Regions from separate parts of the Homo sapiens genome. Here region 2 is linked to region 1. Evidence: chromatin loops called from intact Hi-C (ENCODE). Cell type or tissue: heart right ventricle. All regions are shown on one strand.

The links. Hi-C counts contacts between places; a loop is a spot of excess contacts. Peaks named below come from ENCODE experiments on the same cell type or tissue, not always from the same donor. Only the 100,000 strongest peaks of a DNase experiment are listed, where the experiment ranks them.
Region 2: it touches region 1 in a loop (15-fold over the local background); 1 of 110 quality-filtered maps calls a loop at or near these places.

The regions. Positions count from the first base shown.
Region 1 is chr9:123,862,848-123,867,847 of GRCh38, forward strand. All of the region lies in intron 2 of DENND1A (DENN domain containing 1A), which reads right to left. Among named protein-coding and RNA genes, the nearest start is that of DENND1A, 65 kb to the right of the region's middle. RefSeq lists enhancers at 22-564, 565-1,106. In heart right ventricle, no CTCF peak of the experiment used is centred here; a DNase peak (open chromatin) is centred at 2,544; H3K27ac peaks cover 2,331 bases.
Region 2 is chr9:124,545,140-124,550,139 of GRCh38, forward strand. The region is part of intron 3 of NR6A1 (nuclear receptor subfamily 6 group A member 1); the gene reads right to left. Among named protein-coding and RNA genes, the nearest start is that of NR5A1, 40 kb to the left of the region's middle. In heart right ventricle, no CTCF peak of the experiment used is centred here; no DNase peak of the experiment used is centred here.

The sequences.
Region 1 (5,000 bases):
CAAACTATAAAACTCTGATGCAGCCATGAAAAACTGATGAAAATGTTTGTGGTCAACATTAAGATCTTGCTTTCTCTCATTTAAACTGTACCTCAACTGCAAATACATCAAATGGGAATCTTCAAAACTTGAAAATAGGATTGTGATGGAGGTGCTTATATTTTATCTCTTTTTCAAACTTTCTGTAGTATTTGGTCTTTTTTATAGCATTTTTAGCATGGTAATAAGTGCGATGACAATGAGACAATTCTGGCCAATGGCCCTACTTAGAGAACTTTGACAACTACAGAAAATATTTCCATGCATAACCAAGGCACCGTGTCCAGTTTGCTTACTTTGAATTACGAAATGTATGATCCCCAGGAAAATTAGGATGGCACTATGAGGACCAGAACACAAAGTAGGAAGTACTTAAACTCCTCACCAACTTCTAGAAGGAATGAGATTAGGGCACAAGCTACACTCAGAGTTGATTCAAATGTAAATGCTCTGCTTCCTCTCAAACAATGATAAACTCCCTCAGAGTTAATAGTTTCTCCCTAAGAGATTCATCTCTCTTTTCAACTTAAAGGTATGTTTTGGAGAAAAGGAAGAAACACATGGTGGGGCTTAGAGCAAAACCTTTTAAATTCTTTGTCATAAAAGCTGCAGAGTAAACTACATTTCCTTTACTAATCCTTCGAACACTTGTTAAACTCGAGTGTGCTGACAAATTTGCCACTGCAATCACATTTTGGTTTCTAACAAGTTAAAAAAAAAAAAAACAACTTTGGTTGTACTAAATTGTATTACCATCTTCCTTGAACACCAAGTGAGAATTTATGCTGCCTTCGCAAACTGTTGAAAGAGGCACTCCCTAGGGAGAAATAACTTTTGGCACATTGCATAGCAAAGCTAAAGTTACAAAAGCAGGCTAAAATATCTCTTTCACCACACATATATTTTTCTCTCTCTCCCCAAAGCTTAAACATGCTATGTCCTCTATAGGAAGCTGAGTATGGGCACAAGAACTATATCCGAAGATCCTGACTTTAGGTTCATAGTCTGGAAAAGTTTTAAATTAAATATATGAGATTTTTTTTTTAAAGGACTGTTTCCATGTCATTGAAAATATATTAACAAAACTCCATATTGCTTCACTCAAAAAAAAAAAACACACAGAAAATCATTATCGAGAGTTTCAAAGACTCTATAGTCCTCTACACTATGAAAAATAATATAGCTGTCCTTTTGTGCCAAGAAGCTAAAAGAGTGGAAAACAATGATTTGATGTGACAGAAGAAAGAAAACTAACCAGGCACTGTTAATTATTTTATGATTAGTATTTTATTTAATCCTCATGGCAATTCTAAAAGATAAGCATTATCCAAGTTTTATTTGCAAATGAGAAAATTCAACCAAAAAAAGATGAATAATTTCCCCAAGGTCAGATCACTATTAGTTGCAGAGCCATAATTAAAACCCAAGTCCAAAGCTCTTCCTGCTGTATACACACACTGCTTCTGCTAGAGGAGAGGGTGGGGAAACAGCTTTTAGTGACACAAATTCCCATGATTCCAGACCACAGGGCAGTTTCCCAGGGGTGGCAGAAAAAGCCTAAAATGTAAAAAGTACAGGCTGACGCCGAGGCCCGGGGTAAATGCCTCATTGTACTGTGGGAAGTCTGATGGACACTTGGTAAATGGGGAGGAAAAGGCATTCCTCGCCCAGGGAGACGAATGTGAGAGCGCCTTCCTTTAAACTTTTCGTCCTAAGCACGTCTGCTCATAGAAAAGGCAGAATAACATCTTCCAGAAAAATCGCGGGAGAGAAAACTGCAGCAGAACTCCTGCCGCTAATATAAATGCCCTCCCCCTAGACCTACCCATGAATTTCCATTAAAAAAACAATACAGCAAATGGAGTAGCCATTCAACCTACTGGAAATGAGATATTTATCAACAATAAAACTGTGGAGATGAATCAAAATATCTAGGTTCTCTGCAATCAGTTGGAATTGTGTCAACTCATTTATTGGTCCAACAAATACACACTGAGTGCCTACTACATTCCAGTCACTGTTCTAGGTGCTGGGGACACATCAGTGAACCAAGTAAATGATCCTTGCCCTCTTGGAGCTGATATTCTTAGACTGAGCATGACTGTACAGGGTCCCTACATACTAATCAGAACCTGAGTCATATTTTTGATTAATAAAAAGAAAATTAAATATCCCTCCATAGCTTTGCAGATGCTCTTCCTTCTGCTGGAATGTCCTCACCCATCCCCAGCACCTTTCGCATTTATAATAAATATTGCTGAATAAACTGTGTAATTAAAAAAAAGCTTTCAAAACAAGAAGTGAAAAATGTAGCAGTGGTCAGCTCTAAATCTAAATCTCAACTTCAATTGGGTCTAGACCTGAGCTTTGATCCTGCAGCAGGCCCCACGAAGCCTAAATAAAACCCAAGTCAACTCAATTTCCATTCAGCAAAAACAAGAGAAATTAGGTCAGCTTGTTCCAGGGTCCACCCCAGGGATTAAGAACTTTTTTAAAGCCTAAACTGGACTTGCTGGGGCTGTTAGAGGTAAGAAAGAAACCTAAAGCAGCATTCCCAAGGCCCTGGGCCTGGAACTGCCTTAGGACTGGTCCCAGGGCCCCTCCACCATGTGTGCAGAATGAGAAGGCTCAGAATGAGGAGGACAGGATCAGGGGATGTCCCCCCAGGGCAGACTCCTGATGATCCTCAATTTCCAGTTTGAAGGATCAAAACAAATTTCATGTTTTTCTTCATGATAGTTCAAACTGAGAGAAACTCTGTGCCATGCCCTGTGCTTAATTCTTTAAATACTGTGTTTCTGAATCCTCAAATGTGATGATAATATGAGATATTATCATCATCCCCATTTATCCCCATTTTACAGCATAGGGAACTAAAACAAGGAAGGAAATTAAGTAATTTGCCCAAAATTACACAGGGATATGTCCTAAGTAGGGGAGCCAGAATTTTGACCCACATGACCTGACTCTAGAAACCATCCTCTAAACCAAATTTCTCTAACTATATTTTGGGGGCATTTTGGGGGGATGTATTTCCGTTAACCAAAATACTAGAAAGAGGAAATGAATGTTCCACTTAGCACTTAGCTGATTTTCTACTTCCTGGACGGCCATGATGAAAATATTTTTCATTTTGGTCTGTGTATAAAATCTTTCCCAAATACTTTTGTCACTTTTCCTTTCATGGTAAGCACAACCTAACAAACCAATGGAAAATGTGCTTTATGTTCAAGAAGTCAATTCTATCATTCTGAGTATCAGGATCATTACTGCGAGGACAGAAAACTGGGCTAAATACACACAAACTTTAGACCATATTCCAGAAATGGGTTGTTTTAATACATTTCTAATCCTAGCTTATTTTCTCAGCATCTGGCTCTTTCTCACAAGTAGACAGTTTAAATAAAAACTCTGGTAGCTGAGGATTGATCACTGGGTTCTTGTTAAACTGTGACACATAAGTGGAAGAAAAAAATATATAGGTTGAATTATTCATGTGCCCAAAGTGTGTTTTTCTGGGAACAACTCAGAATTAATTCTACATTTTCTGAAAAAGAAAATTAGTCAGTTCAGGCAGTGTTCTTTTTATCAAGTTGTCATATCTTTCATATAGTAATAATGACTATCATTCTAATATTTGAATCCCTTCAAAAAGGAATTTACATAAATTCTATCACAAAAATTTCATTTCTTAATGATAGCACAATTTCCGGAAGTTGTGTTGTTTGATTTTGGTTTGGAGTTTAGGGTTTTTATGTTTTTAATTTAAGGGTGACGTTAAATTACATCACCACAAGAATGCTGGTTTGTACCACTTCCTGTGCTGAGCATTTTAGTACATATTATCTCTAATTTACAAAACAACCTGCCAAGTAGATAGAAGTCCCACTTAAACAATGGGCAAACCAGAATTTAGTTTAAATAGCTTTCCCAAAGTCAAACAATTAATGAGTGGCAAAAGAAATCTGAACCTAAGTCTGTTTGATTTCAAAGTCTACAGACTGGCCATTATACTGTTTTTATTACAAATTATTCAAAGATAATTAAGGACATTGTTATAATCTAGACAGCAATTTATCTGCATCTATCTTCTCCTCAAATAAGGCTTCGTGATAGCAGAAAATTCTAATGTCTAAGAACATATTAAAGGTAAGAAAACTGTCTTTAAATTGAGCAACTTATTAAAGTCTTCTGCTGGGCAAAGCAAGCTCACAGTGATATCTTCAGTAAAGCTTTCTTTTTCTAAAGAAAGCCTTTGAGCGGACTGCATGTTTTCAATGTAACATAAAGAAGGAAATGCAAAATGTGTTGTGAAATAATACCAACAGAAGTTCAAAAGCTAGAATGTAACTTCCTAAAGGTTTTTTTAAAAAAAGTCTTCTAAGCATTTAAAACATGAGGTCTAGTTCCTGTTTTATAGGGTGAACGTTCCACTCTCTACAGAGTCTAGCACAGTCTAAAGTGAACACTCAAAGAATAGGTGATTAATGATTTAGAAGTGTGATAATAAGACCTCGGGCATGTAGACTCCTGGGGAAATCAGTCTTACATGGCAGTTTTCAAGAAACCTGAAGATCGGTATTTTTAAGCATTAAAACTTGATTTAAATCATTTTAGTTATAAATGTTTCCAAGCTTCATTATTATCTCACTGCTTTTTTGGAAAGAATATTTTGAATCAAACATTTTCTTGATGGCTGCAGTAGACATCTGTTTTGGCGGCCCAGCATCCGTTCTCCCTTCCTCCAGTAATAGCACCAGATTTTCCTCTGAGGAACCACCCTGCCCCATTCTCAGGCTATAGGATCCAGGTGGTCCTGAACAGCTCCCCCAGTTCTCCCCCTGCTCCCCCAACACACTCCCTTATCCTCCAATCAACAACTCAAAAGTCATGGTTATTGGTTCATGAATGGGTACGTGATCCAAACAGGGCCTACTAGAGTCAGCCTTGGGACTATGGCT
Region 2 (5,000 bases), 680 kb after region 1:
TCCAAATCCTGTTTCTTCCTGGTCTGTATAATTATGAACAAGTTTCTCTGCCTCTCTGGACTTCAGTTTACTGAAATGAAAAGAGAAAATACTGGTACTTGTTTTATGTTACATTACATAAAATGGTATGGATAAAACACCAACCTTAGGGCCTTGCATGTAAAGTAAGCACTTAGTAACTAATCCTTCCCTCTCCCTAGCCTCTTTGAGTTAAAAATCCAAGGTTCTATTCTCAACTTTGCTAGAATCTTAATATTTTCATCTGCTAAATGGAGGCAACAGGGTCGGTCTGCTTTATAAAAAGCTGTTGTGAATTTGGAGTAAGAAACATACATAGCCTATGTTAGAGCTAGATGTATGCTGCTTGTTGGCTGGGAGGTCTCTTTCAATCTAATTTCAAGTTCTAAAATCTTTACAATCGCTTCTCTGCTGTTCCATGGTCAATGACAGTCTTTGGGTATTTCTATTTCCAATAATAACATCTCACATGTCTTTATTTCAGCTCATAGGTAGAGAACAAAGATCTGTCACTGGAATACAACACCAAATGTATTAATAGTTCGGCTGTTACCTCATTTTCACTGTCCTGGAGGTGTGAAAAGAAAGCAACATACTTTACTTTTCATTTAAAGGGCCACATGTCTTAAAGATTTACATCTTGCCAATCTCTTGTTCTGAAATTCAAAAGCTCATCGGCCAAGCACAGTGGCTCACACTTGTAATCCCAGCACTTTGGAAGGCTGAGGAGGGCAGATCACCTGAGATTGGGAGTTCAAGACCAGCCTGACCAACATGGAGAAACCATGTCTCTACTAAAAATTCAAAATTAGCCGGGCGTGGTGGCACATGCCTGTAATCCCAGCTACTCGGGAGGCTGAGGCAGGAGAATTGCTTGAACCCGGGAGGTGGAGGTTGCGGTGAACTGAGATGGTGCTATTGCACTCCAGCCTGGGCAACAAGAGCAAAACTCCATCTCAAAAAAATGTTCATCTTCTTCCTCGACCCCACCCAGAGTAACAAAATACGTATATGATAGAAATCTACTATGTGTTACATACTGTTCTCTGAGGTAAAATCACTCATGAGTAAAGTATTAGTATCACTCCCATTGAACAGATGGATCTAAGGCTCACAGAAATGAAGTATTTTGCTGGAAGAGACAGAAACTAAAGAGCAGAATCAGGGTTGGAACCCACACTATCAGACTGTAAGACCAGACTTCTTTCTACTACTACTATGTATGCATCCTAGTGGAGAAACATAAGATACTTTTAGGTGGTGCATAAACTCTTAATTATACATTCTTAATTATTAATTATTCTTAAATTATACATTTATTCTGATGTGCAACTCACATGGCAAAATGTTAACAATTGGTGAATTTGGGTAAAGGGCAGATGAGAATTCTTACTACTGTTGCAAATTTTCTGTAAGCTTGAAATTACTTCAAAATAAAACAGAACAAAGTTTTAATGAGGTGGTAAAGAATTGCCTTTAAAAATTAACTTTGATTTTTAAAAGTTATTGAAAGACTAATATAAACAGCAGTACCCATTTAGAGATGATAAAATCGGTCAAGATGCCATGAAACCACCTGAAGTGTGGAAATCAATACAATGTGCCACACTGCCTCTGTTAAAAACAAAAACTTGGACCATATTTTCAAACTTATAATGTTCTTGCACATATGTATGTTATCTCATGTGATCCTCACAACCACCTTGGAAGGTGTATTATTCTCCCACGCATTTTTGAGATGAGGAAACAGAGCTCAGAGAGGTAAAGAGATTTGCTCAGGGAAGAACTGACAGAGCTGGAGTTTCCATTTAGATCTTCTGATTCTAAAGCTGTACTTGTTCCTTGATGCCATACTGAACTAACAAGTTTTTCAGCAGGGCTAAAATCTATTTGGCAGTGATTTGATTAAAAAGAACAAATGGCTCCTGTGTGCAGTATTACAGGAATGGTTCTGCTGTAACTCTTATCTAAGTCTAAGAAAGAGAATGGCCCTAGCCATGGCTCTTCTATCTTCTCAGAAGGCACCACAAACACTTTTTCTGCTTTGGAACTCATATGCCTACCATTCTTCATTTGCTTGGGCTTAGGCAGTCAACAAAACCCAGAAACCATAAATAACAAAGCTAACTACATCAAAGCTCCACTCAAAACCTGTCGGTGGTGCCTTTGGTTCATGGGCCAAATCTAAGCTCCTTAGCATGGCATTCAAGACCATCTATCATCTGGTTCTGGTGGGACCCCTCATCCTCATCTCTTGCCATAAATGCTATACCCTACATGTAGATAACTATTTGTTAGTCTTTAAACATGCTATTCTGTTTTACATAGTTCTGTCTCTGCATATGTTGCCTGTACTCAGAAAGAAACTTAAAGTGGAAAAATCTGGCAACATCACCTTCCCTAAGTGACATCATCATAACCAAGTGATTCAAGTTAATATCACCAATAATGGGTATACACTTACATCATGTGCTCTTGATATTATGGTCTAAGAAGGACACAACATCATTTCTATGGCATTCTTGCGAAAAATGCATAACCTGCATGTATTCGTGAGGAAACTGACAAGCCCAAATTAAGGGATATTCTACAAAATACATGACCTATTTGCTTCAAAATCGACAATGTTAATAAAGACAAAGAAAGACTGACGAACTATTTCAGATTAAAAGAGACTGAAAAGACATAAAAACTAAATGTAATGTGATTTCCTGAAGTGGCTTCTAGATCAGAGAAAATAAAATTGCTATAAAGGACACTGAGATGACTGGCAAAAATTGAATAAGATCTGCTAATAAGATAGTACTGTGTCAGGTTAAATTTCCTGATTTTGATAACAGTACTGTGATTGCTAGAAATAAAAGGAACACTGCCTATGCCTCACTCTCAAATGGCTAAGAAGGTGCGTACATGCAGGCACACACACACTTACTTACCTGTGGGAAGTGGGGAAGGTGGAAGAGAGAGACAGAAAGAAGAGCAAGGGGGAGGGGGGAGGGAAAATAATAAAACAAATAGCATGATAAAGCAAATGTGGCAAAATGTTAACAATTGGTGAATTTAGGTAAAGGGCATATGGGAATTATTACTACTGTTGCAACTTTTCTGTAAGCTTGAAATTATTTAAAAATAAAACAGAACAAAATTTTAAAGTCTTAATTTAAAAACAAACAATCTTTTGGCAGGCATATGCTCATGCCTATAATCCCAGCACTTTGGGAGACTGAGGCGGGAGGATTGCTTGAGCTCAGTTTAGCTCAGCTGAACTTGATCCTCAGTTCAAGAGCTGCCTGGGCAACATGCTGAAAACTTGTCTCTACAAATTTTTTTGGTATAATAAAATGTAAAAAAAAAAGTTCATAAGGAAAATGTAAGAAATGTAAAAAAAATGTTTGTAAGGAACACGAACTTTGATTTCTTTAAGATTCTGCTCAAATGTTATCCCTCCTTGAGATTTCTCAGTGCTTCATGCAGACCTCTGTGTTGTGTCCTGGGGCACTTTTTACCCTGGTAAAGTGATATGGCGATGCCACAGGATCACTGCCTCACAATGCCATTCTGCAAACATCACCTCCTCCAAGAAGCTTTCCTTGACCTTTATACTTTTGAACTAGTTAGCAAGTTATGAGACCACAGAGTTAAGGAAATTTTTTATTTTTTCACAGTTACTTAACTAACATGACACCCACCCCCACCACCCGCCACGAAGCTGACTGTATCCTCATTTCTCCTCTGACAATATTTTCCCCATCCCACTTCCTGCCATGGCCCTCCATCACAGTCAATCCATCTAACCAGGGAGCATCCTATCACTACTGAGTTATTTGCTGAAGGACCAACAGAAAAGTAGGACTTGATCATGGCCCTTGAGGGGCTCATTGTCTAATAATGAGGGAAACAGATGAGTGAACAGAGAAAGATAACACAAGATGACCAGGGTTATGGCAGAAGGCATGCAAAAAAGCTGTGGAAGCACAGGAGGGTTATCTGGTGGGGGATGGTGTCAGAGAAGGCTTCTTAGAGGATGTTACAAATAAACGCTGAACCTTGAAGTCAGGAGTAGAAGAAGGGGTGGATGTTTAAACCCCCTCTTCTTCCAGGCAGATGAAACCACATGTGCAAAACAGGAAACATCACTGGGTTTTTGAAGAACTAGGATGGAATGCAGATTGTGAGTGGGGAACACCAAATGGAGAAGGAAAGGGATCAGGTGGCTGATGCCAGTGTCAGAGGGGCCTTGAAAATCACCTTAAGGAGCCTGACTTTATCCCGAAGACTGCAAGATGGGTAAGGAACATACATGGGGGATACTAGTGCAGTAGTGGGGATGGACAGACAGGGCCCAGTCTCCATTCACCACCCTTCTTTAGATCTTCCTCATTGCTTTGCTAAGGAGTTTTCTGACCAGCCAACTTTCAGGTCTGAAAAGATACTCAGTTCCATATCCAAAGATGGAGAACAACAGAGAGCTGTCTTGCACATAGGTGAAAAAGCCCCAGCCACAAATGGCAGCTGCATTTTTTTAATAGTTAATTTTTTAAATTTTGAGGTAAGTTTAGACTTTATACAAGAGTTGCAAAAATAGTATGGAGAGTTCCCATACACCCTCCTCCTTTTAACAATGGACATAATCATGTCTAGTCATCAAAACTAGGAAATTAACCTTGGTACAATACTATTAACCAAAGTACATACTTTATTTTGATTTCTCCAGTTGTTTCACTGATATCTTTTGTTCCAGAACACAATCCAGGGGCCCACATTGCATTTAGCTGTCATGCCTTCATAGTCTTCTCCAATCTGTGACAGCTCAGTCTTTCCTTGTTTTTTTGTGACTTTGACACTTTTCAAATGGGTATTTTGTCAAATGTCAGTTATTCTGAAGAATGTCCCTCAATATGGGCTTGTTTGTTTTCTCAGGATTAGATTGAGTGAACTTACCTCTCTGTGTGTGTATATGTGTGACCTTCTCAGTGTTTCAT